Regions from separate parts of the Homo sapiens genome. Here region 1 is linked to region 2. A link is an interaction called in ENCODE POLR2A ChIA-PET data of the cell type or tissue named here. Cell type or tissue: A673. All regions are shown on one strand. Links, peaks and the distances in the headings refer to the core of each region. The heading gives the core; the rest is flanking DNA. Region 1 has its middle 270 kb from the start of INHBA-AS1. Region 2 holds the start of SUGCT-AS1 (SUGCT antisense RNA 1).

Region 1 (5,387 bases), core at 321-5,320, 880 kb after region 2:
AGTAGAGCATAATACAAAAATTTTAATCATATGATTTAACTTAGGAGATGTGGTAAGGAGGAGTATTGAAGAAAACACTTACTCCTGGCCTCCTTCTCCTGCACTGTTACTTACAAAGCTTCTCGTAACACACCCATCTCCTATAGATATGCTATAGGAGTGCCATAGAAATACTGCTTATAAATATGTATTACCAGTGTCTAGATTATAAAATAAGAAGTGTATTCAACAAATATTCATTTGACAATTTTTTAAATATTTCCTATTTGCCAGGAACTCTTCTAAGTACTCAGAATGAAACAATAACCAAAATAGACAAAATTTTAAAAACACATAAACAAACCCTGACTTCCATGAAGCATACATTCAGGAAGGGAAGAAAGAAAATGAACAAAATAAGGAAATGAAATGTAAAGTATGTTAGAAGGTGAAACAAGCTAAAGAGAAAAATAAAACAAAAAAGACTACCAAGAGGCTAGGGCCTATGTTGGGAGGGACAGGTGTTACAACTTTGTGTGAGATGGCCAAAGGCAGCCTCACTGAGTAGTTGACATTTAAATAAAAACCTCCAAGTTGGGAGAAGGAGCCTCCTTTGTATCTGGGATTGGGGCACAATATGAAGCTGGAGATTTGGCCGAGGCCAGATTTGAGAAGAAGTCTGTTCAGAGTTTTAACTCTATTGGGAAGGATATAATCAGACTTAAGATTTTTTTTAGAATAGTTGGGGTCTCACTCTGTTACCCAAGCTAGAGTGCAGTAGCACAATCATGCCTCACTGCAGCCTCAAACTCCTGGGCTCCAGGCATCCTCCTGCCTCAGCTTCGCATGTAGTTGGGACTACAGGTGCATACCACTACACCCAGCTAATGGTTTTTGTTTTGTTTTGTTTTTGTAGAGTTGGAGTCCTGCTTTGTTGCCCAGGCTGGTCTCGAACTCCTGACCTCAAGTGATCCTCCCTTCTCGACCTCTCAACAGACTTATATTTTAAAACAACTACTCTCTAGCTATTCTGCAGGAAATGAATGGGGTGGTAACAGAAGAATATTGAGAGAGATCAATTGAGGAAGCTGTAGAAATATTGTAGACAAGATAAGGTAGTACAGTAGACTAGATATTTGCATGTTTCTAAGATTTGTGTGTTAAAATGTGGTGGCATTAAGAAGTGGCACCTTTGGGACGTGAATAGGCCATGAGGGTGGAGTCCTCTTGAGTGGCATTAGTGACCTTATAAAAGAGGCCCCAGCAGCCGGGCGTGGTGCCTCATGCTTGTAATCCTAGCACTTTGGGAGGTCAAGGCGGGTGGATCACCTGAGGTCAGGAGCTCGAGACCAGGCTGACCGATGTGGTGAAACCCCGTCTCTACCACAAATACAAAAATTAGCTGGGGGTGGTGGCGGGTGCCTGTAATCCCAGCTACTTGGGGAGGATGAGGCAGGAGAATCGCCTGAACCCAGGAAATGGAGGTTGCAGTGAGTCAATATCGTGCCATTGCACTCTAGCCTGGGTGATAGAGTGAGACCCTGTCTCAAAAAAGGAAAAAAAAAAAAAAGAGAGAGAGAGAGAGAGAAAGACCCCAGCAAGCTCTCTAGACTTCTTTCTGCCATGTAAGGACACAATGAGAAGTTGGTAGTCTGCAACCAAGAAGGAGGCTCTCATAAAGCCTGGTCATAATACACCCTGAGCTCAGATTTCCAGCCTCCAGAATGGTTAGAAATAAATTTCTGTTGTTTATGCACCGTTCAGTCTATGGTACTTTGTTATAGTAGCCTGCACTGACTAGGATAGCTAGTAACCTGGGCAAGGGCTGTAGTTAATAGAGATGAATAGACAAGAATGAGTTTGAGATGTTTTAGAGGGAGAATTCACAGGACATGGCAGCTGTGCGGATATAGGAAACGATGGGCAGAGCATATGTATTTCTTGTTCTTGGTCCAACCTACTCCCAAGATAGCTCTGCTTGACCTTCATCTCTTTCCTCCTGGTATGGTGCTTATAACTGACCCAGGTATTATTATACTTTAGCTAAAAGTTATTGCAAGTGGTTTTCAGCCAGGTACATACTCCACAGGGAGATGTCAGCAAGTCTAACCAGGCTGTAATGTAAAGGTTTATAAGCATGATTTTAGAAAGGTTAAGTGCAAAGAGAGTCTCTGTAAGGGCTAGAGCCCACACTGGTCACGAGATGCTCACAGCATGCAAGGCAGTAATGATCTAGAATCTCCGGCTCGATTGGACAAGGCAAGAGGCACAAATGTATGTGCAGAGGAGCCTGTCAATAGTTTATTGGAATGAGAAGGACTTATCTTTCCGCGTGCTATGACTGGAGCTCTTAATGTACAGGTCTCTTCCCTAGGTTTAAGTATGTGCTAGTAAGCCTCACAAAAACAAAAAGGGAAGGTTTAATTTGAGCTGCTTGGTTTGGACAGAAAAACTCTTTTCTGTTAGGAGTCCAAAGAACTGCTATAGCCCACATGTCCTGGGATGGAATAATGTCAGAAAGGCCATTTCTGTTGGGAGAGTGGCAGTTTCAATAAAGCTTAAAGCTTTTGGTATTACACTCAGCTAGTATGGCCCATTCAATCCCCAGGGGGAGGTCATACAAGACCTTGGGCACCCCACATGAGGCCTGTGGGCCCACTGGTGCCCAATGAAAGACTCTAGAAAAACCAGAGGAAGTAGATTGTCTTGTTCAACTGGGCCAGGTTGGTTAGGACTGACCACTGCCCTGATGTGGTGCTGAGGACCTTTGCTGCTAGGTTTGATCACACAGCTGAAATTCAAGGCAGGGATTAGTCATTACATAATATGTGCCATTTAAAATTAACCCCACTAAAATCAAGAGAATAGGATGAATAAATTGTGATGTATTCATAAGATGGACTTCAAGACTGCCATTAAGAATAAATCTAAAAAGAAAAAACCTGGGGGAAAAAAATCAGGTTAGCATCTATGGTATTGGCCCATTAAAATAAAATCTCTCTCTCTCTGTCTCTCTTTCTCTCTCTCTCTCTCTCTCTCACACACACACACACATACACACACAGGCGCACACACACACACTTAAAGAAACAGAGATGGGCAGAGACAGGGAGAAAGAAATGACTAAAATAATACATATTAAAGCATTAGTCATTCCTGTTTTGAAATATTTAGATGAATTTTCTTCATTTTAATAATCTATTTTCTGAAGGTGTATTATCTCATGATAAGAAATGAATACATAAAATTACAGCATAAAACTGGGCCATTATAAAAGATAACTACAAAAGTAAAAAAGAAATATGCACGTATGCCTCAATCCATTTAATATTCAGACCCCATCTTGAACTCCCTTAACTCATTCTTTTTGTTAATAAAACATTGCCACGATCCGTTCATCACTGTTTTCTGTTCATGTGGTCCACCACTGAAAAACCTTCAACATCTCTCCCTCAGAAAAGGAATCTATAGCTCCCTCAGGGCAAGGCTTCCTAGTGCTTTGCCCAGAAATTATTATTTTTCATCTAAAACTGTGGAGAAAAGTTTGCTGAGATCATAAAACCCTAAAAATAAGAGAAGAATACCTCAGGCTGGTGAATCTCTGAAGTGTGAGAGTCAACACAGACAGATACGTTCCAGCTTCACCTAAGTGAGTCTTGCCACAGAGGCTATTCCTCTTCCCTCTGTAGGAATGAGCTGTTTGGGGAAACTGAAGTCCCTACGCTGAACAGGGACAGGAAAGGCAGGGCAGTTTCAACATTTGGAAGGACAGACTGGCAAAATCCCACTTAAGACTCCTTCTAACCCTGAAATGTATTTGCATCCAGAATATAACTCACAAGACCATAAAATCAGAGAAGGGATCATAAAAATGATCTAGTCAGACCTCTTCATTTCAAAGATGACAAAATGTAAACTCTGTGAGGTTACTTCCCCAGGGTCTCATTATTGTCAGTGGCAGCAGCAGCAGATCACAGTTTTATATATTGTCTATTTTAAGATGGACTGGACTATACGTAAATGGAGTATAAGTAGTTCCTATAGCCAGCATTCTTATAAAGACAGCAGTCAAGGGAATGAAAGCTCCCAAAGTTCATAAACAAGTAGAGGATGGCTTAAACATGATTCAGAAAGAGAACAAAGATTAAGATGAGTCAGAGACTAACCCTCTGGCTACTCATGATGGGAAGCTCTTCGCTTCCCTTGGAAAGAAGGTTGGTGGCCACATCAGATATCCAATACTCACCGTAATTATCTGAAGTTACATGTATGTGTCAGGTACTAGTTTGCATGCATAATCCATTGTTTCTCATGTTTTTTTTCTGATTACTTAATTCATAATTATCTAGCATAGGTGAGAATATTATTTATTTCTAGAGCCTACCCAGAACCTATGAGTTAGAATCTTTAGGGGTGTTCTTGAGTGTCTGGAATTTATACCAGCTCCCTAGGCGGTTCTTCTGAGCACAGAGCTTGAGAACCACTGACATAATCCACATATTGTGTTTTGATTCTTCTTATTTTACTCATTTGTATTAAAAAATATTGAATCAAGTTCCCTGAAATTAAAAGAAGATAACTCAGGAATTATTTGAACACTTGTATACCAACTCTTCTCTTCATCTCCATATTTATTCCTGGACAGGAGCTATTACTGAATTGAATCTTCTAGGTCTATGCTGTACCTCTGTTTTCCAGCCAAGGCCATTGCTAGGGGCCACATTATCATATTGTCATATCTGCTATATGACTTTGTTTTTATCTATCAACTTCAAAACTTTGTATCTTTTCCCATAGCTAGGAAAGCCCCAAGGCCCCTGCCACATCTTCACCTCCATTCCCTTCTTTCCGTCTCACTGTCCCCAAACTAATTCAGATCCTCAATCTTCCCACCTAATGGTTTTGTCACCAGGGTACCTGTCTTCATCTCTTTTCCAATTATGACATTTGCCAGGTTAGTCTTCCAACAGGGCTACTCCAGTCATGTTTCATAGTTCATCCCTGTAAAAGCAGCCAACTGAATTAAAACTAAAACCATTGACCTGGCTTTCAGAGCCCTCTTTTGTGTGACCCTAACCTAAATTTCCAGCCTTTTAAAACTTTCCTACTTGTATCCACAGTGGACTTGACCTTGCCTGCCTATATGCCTTTGCTTATACGGTTGGAATAACAAGAACTTCTGTCCTCATTTCTACTGGTTGAAATCTTAGCCATCACTTTTGATCCCTCCTTCAAAAGACACCTCATCTGTAAGGCCTTAATTAGTTCCTCTGATTTAATATTCTCAACCTTCTGTAAAGCCTCTGCTTTGTGTACCTCTCTTAAAAGATTTTCACATTTATCGTTTTAAAAGTTATTTGTATAATTGTCTCATCACCTGTAACAACTGAATCAGCATGTTTGCTGCA
Region 2 (5,387 bases), core at 137-5,136:
CTAGTTTGGAGTAATGTAATATTAAAAATTAGAGATCCCTTTTGAGATCAGTTGACTACCAGAATTGTGTTGTCTTTGCTTACAACTTACTTGGCTTGGGTGAAGGTGGGAGGTTTTTTTTTTTTTTTTTAGGGCAGTTTCTGTACACACCCGGTGTCCTGTGTTAAGCTGTCATGTGGATGTGCATTTTCTTAATTTGTAGAAAGGAGATACTTCCTTTTTCCTCCATAACCCAGGAGTCTTCACTGCCAGGCTCTGGCCCCTGTGTCTCCAGCATTCAGCCCACAGATCCCATATATGCTGTGGAAAGCTCACTGTGCCGCAAGTGGGTGTGTGAGCAAAGGAGAGGTAGCATTTTCTTTAGAGACATCCACACCCTCTGACCCAGACGAAGGAAGAATCTTCTTTGCAGCGGGCTTGCTGCAAGGGACTTTCCATGTGCATTTTATCATGCCGAAGCTGACGGTGGTGACAAGTTCCACATTAAATCTGTCTTTTCTGAAATTTCACATTCTCTTCTTTTTGTAGGGAAAGTGTTGTAATACTCTATCGCTTGTGTAAACAGTCTCATTTAATTAGAGGCTGTCAATTTTCCCTTGTGTACCATGAAAGCTGCCTTGCCCCCACTCTGGGGCTGTTGTAGACTTTGGTTATGCAGTGATTACCTAAGCTTTGGGGAGCAGTGGGGTGTACATACTGACATTGGTAGTAGCCAGCAGTTTTCACTAGGGAAATCAGTTTAGTATACTGTTATTAATTTGGTTTAGAAAATAGCTGCAGAGTGCTCAGACAAATAAGACATAGCAGAACACATGGTGTTCGTTATTCAATAACTATCCTTCTGGAAAGGAAGCATGGTCTATTTCCCATTTGAGAAGGAGCTTACAAAAACTAGTAAATATGGAAAGAGGGCATGTACTATAATTTTATAGAATAGCTCTCCTCATGCACTTATACAGCCCTCTCCTCTCCCCCACACACTCCAATCACATTCCCACAACATGTCCACATAGAATGTATTCCCAACTGGTATTAGCATAATCATTACCACATTATAAACAAGCTGGTGGAAAAATAGCCTGAAAGACTTAGATGGTTTGTTTTATAAATGAAGGTGGGGGTGGAAAGCCAGATATTTTTGGAACAAATTCCTCTGTCTTTAGAAATGATAGCTCAGCTCTCATAAACCTCAACTGATAGCATGGACTGAAGAGGTGGAGTTGAAGAAAGTCATGACATATTCGGTATTTCTCAGTGAAGGTCAATGAAAGGTCTCCTGTGGAGCCTCTCTGCTGGAAGAAGTCCTCATGATAGAAATGTTGAGCCTTCCTTTCTTCTTTCTTACTGGAGCACACATGGAATACTTTTTGTTTTACTGGTTTAATATAGTTCTGTTGGTCAAGGTCTCTGGCTGTTTCTCCTTTGTCTATTGCATTTTTCCTGGAGTTGACGAGATGAGAAATCCTGACTTAATGGCTAATTCCAAGTTTACTGCCAAGACCAATAAAATATGATGTAAAATATGGCCTTACCTGAAAGCTTCCGGACATTAACGCTGTTAGATCCAGTTTTCATTGTAAAAAGAAACCAAGACAAAGGAAGGAGAATAATTTTATGAAAGTAAGAGTTGGTTTGTGTGTCCAGGTTCTAAGAGATCAGATAACAGGCTGAAAAGAGATTTGGTGTACCATCCTTTTTTCTTCCTTTCTTTTTCTGTTTGATTTTTACAGTTATATAGAGAATAACAAAGTATGCTTGCCACAGAAGAATCATGGGTGTGTTCTTTTAAACATTTGACTTTGGAAATACCCAGAGAACTGTGTGATGGGGATGAAGATGGCATTAATGAATGTGATTCAAACAATGCACTCTCTGTGGGCTTATTGCATCTGTGGCCTACTGATTTGTTTGTAAGATTGCCTTAATTTGATCAGATAGGCTCAGTCATGTGTATCTATAAAATCAGAATCATACATCATATGGATCACATGAAGTTCAACATCCAGGAAGTTAATCTTCAAGCCCAGCACTCAAATGTCTTTCACCTTTGACATGGGATTTCTATTTGGAATAAATTTAACAACACTCTTTCCTCCTGCCCTAGCTCAGACTTAGACACAGGACATCATTACATGTAGCAGACCAATGGGAAAAGAATTCACACGTATCACACTGGCATGGCTCTTTGGAATACTGGAACCTCACTTTAACTCCTGTGCGCTGTCCTCAAATTACATCAAGTGCTGTGGTTATTTAATGTTTCATTATCAATAAATTATTTGATATGAAATAATTATACTCATAAATTGGCTTTTTTCCTTAAGAAAGGTAATTAGATTAAGACAGGCCTATTTCAAAGTAATGTGCCCATTTTTTCATTATATGTTTGCAAAGTTAATAAAGTAATTGATATTGTAAAGAGTTTGCCAAAAGTCAGGGCATTAAAATTAAAGCCTGAAGTCCAAAAGAGCTGGCTTAATGTATTATTTATTGAGCACTGATGGAATATTCAGTGTAAGACAACAAAATTAAGCCAATGTATTCACAGTTTGAATAAAAGCCTCTAAATATTTTTTCCTATTGACAACAGACTCTTAGACTCATAGAATAGAAAAGGACCCTGGAAGATTTATGATCTATCAAATTCACATTATAGATGAAGAATCAGAGGCTTAGGCGAGGGCAGTGACTTACCCCAGGGCATAGTAGCCCAGCTGAAGTTAGAACTCAGTCCTGTTGATTTCCTGAGACTGACAATCTGCCCTTTTTCACGGATTCCACCCCAGGCCATCCACTCATCCTTTTTGCTCACTTTCTGCAGTATCTTTCTGGCTCCATATTTAGCCTCTGGCCTTGCCCAGCTCCGCTCTGCATGCCATTATAAGATTAACCTTCTTCAAGCATAATTCTAATCATAATCTTTTATGTATTAGAGTTCTCCAGAGAAACAGAAGCAATAGGAGACTTAATGTAATAAGAGATATATCTCCTATTGCTTCTGTTTCTGTTTCTCTGGAGAACCCTGACAACTACAGAAGAGACTAGTCATATGCATGTGACTTATGAGTAATTGAATCATGTGATCAGTCCCAAGATCTGCAGTTGACAAGCAGGAAAGCCAGGAAAGCTGGTGATGTGGTTCCACTTTGAGGATCAGAGAAGACCAATGTCCCAACTCAAACAGCGAGGCAAGCAAAGTTCCCTCGTAGCCTTTTTGTCCCCATTCATGTCTTCGGTTGATTGGTTGAGAGCTACTGTACTTAGTTTGCTGATTCACAAGTTAATCTCTTCCAACAACAAACTCACAGGCACACTTGGAATAATGGTTGACCAAATGTCTGGGCACCCTGTGGCCCTGTCAAGTTTATGCATAAAATAACCATCATACCTTCCTTAAAAACTTATAATGGCTATGTCTTTTTTATTATTATTACTTTAAGTAGAGTGTTTTATTTATTTCAAAACTTTTTTATGGACTTAATCTTATTATATCTAATTTTGGATTCAGAGAGAAAAGGAGGGAATGCCAACATTGAGTTCCAGATTGTTCTGAGATACTAAGATTATCTTTCAGCTCTTATTTGAATTACAAAAAGTAAATGCATACTATAAAAATGCAGATAATAGAGATAAACAAAAGAAGGAAATAAATGTTTTCCTTAATTCAAGGATCAGAGGTTACTTCTCTTTATAGCTTTTTAAAATTTTGTGTATGTGTAGTTTTATAAAATATTAGAAATAATACTCTGATATATTATCATTTTTCATTCACATACATATACCTATGAAAGGATTATTTTTAATCATTTTGGTGTATTTGCTTTATGGATATTTTATAATTTATTTAACTAATCCAGTGTTGAATATCAAGATTGTTTGTAATTTATGCTGAGATACAGCTTCATACATAGAGCTTTGCACATGTCTGTTTACTCTTTTAAAACAAATTCTTACAAGTGGGATTTTTATTTTCCTTATCATGTCAACTCTTAACTATTTTGTCTCCTTTTAGCCTTATAATCTTAGATATATTTTCTACAACTTTTTAACACAAGTATTTCATTTAGTGACCTCAGTTTTATACTGTTTCGCATTCTTTACTTTTTGTGTGTTTTAATTTTAATCCTCCAAATAAGCTATAAACTTCTTTCTTCTTTTCTTTCTTTCTTTTTTTTTTTTTTTTTTTTGTGATTAGGTCTCATTTTATTGTCCAGGCTGGAGTGTAGTGGTACAATCATAGCTCACTGCAGCTTCGAACTCATGGGCTCAAATGCTCCTCCCCGCTAAACTGTCTGAATAGCTGGAACTACAGGCACACCCCATGGCACACTGCTAATTTTTTAAAATTTTTAACGGTTTTTGTAAGACAGGTCTTGCTTTGTTGCTTAAGTGCATCTTGACCTCCTGTCTTCAAGCAACCCTCCTGCCTCAGCCTTTTTAATTGCTGGGATTTCATGCATGAACTATGGCACCCAACTTTTTCTTTTTTTAGTAGACTATTTTTTAGAAAAGTTTTAGGTTCACAGAAAAATTGAGCAGCAGATACAGAATTTCTCATATATACCACGTGCCCACATATCCATAGTGTCCCGTCATCAGCATTCCCCCACCCCCAGAGTTGTACATTTGCAATAATCAGTGAACCTACATTGACCCATCCTTATCATCCCAAACTCCATTGTTTACATTAGAACTCACTCTTTGTGTTGTACATGCTATGGATTTAAAACAGTGTATAATGACATGTATCATATCCATCAGTGTATTATCATACAAAATAGTTTCATTCCCCTAAAAACCCGCTGGCTCTTCCTATTCATCCTTTCCTATCTTCGGACACCCAATCCATGTCTTCTTATCTATTTATTGAAGGGAAGTATCATATTTTATATTTTTGTATTGAGTTTTTAAGTAAACATGCAATAATTGACTTGAGTGTATTGCCTAATAACCACCTTGTTACCCGGAGGCCCTCACTGAGCTCTTTCCTTGGGGCCTCTATATTCAAGTGGGCATACTCTTTGCCCAACAGTTTCTCCTTGGATCTCCTTCTGATGGCCCTCTTGGAACACTTGTGAATGTATGGATTACAACCTTCTTGTTCTCCTATTTCCCACCCTATTCTTTGGTTAAATTCTTAGTGAGGGTTTTGGCCTTTGCATTGAAAAGCTGATTTCTGGTATAAGAGGCTTCATTATGTTTCTGCTCAATATAAAATTCTGTCTCTTTCAAGGGAGACTTTTATGTGTTATTAGGTCTGATAATACACTTTCTGTAGACTTAGCTAATGAATTATGAATAGAAAATATTAAAAATAAAACTCTTTTGTAATGACTAGGAATAAACAATAAATCCTGGAATAATGACTGAATTTAGTTGAATGTCAA

What was found. Peaks named below come from ENCODE experiments on the same cell type or tissue, not always from the same donor. Only the 100,000 strongest peaks of a DNase experiment are listed, where the experiment ranks them.
Region 1: POLR2A ChIA-PET joins it to region 2 with 10 read pairs; 2 of 35 experiments call an interaction of 5 or more read pairs at or near these places.

Annotation. Positions count from the first base shown.
Region 1 is chr7:41,422,013-41,427,399 of GRCh38, forward strand. No RefSeq gene overlaps it. Among named protein-coding and RNA genes, the nearest start is that of INHBA-AS1, 270 kb to the right of the region's middle. In A673, for the core only: no CTCF peak of the experiment used is centred there; no DNase peak of the experiment used is centred there.
Region 2 is chr7:40,544,020-40,549,406 of GRCh38, forward strand. The region is part of intron 12 of SUGCT (succinyl-CoA:glutarate-CoA transferase); the gene reads left to right. It overlaps SUGCT-AS1 (SUGCT antisense RNA 1), which reads right to left and starts at 3,000. Exons shown (of 2, transcript NR_183314.1): 1 at 2,695-3,000. In A673, for the core only: no CTCF peak of the experiment used is centred there; no DNase peak of the experiment used is centred there.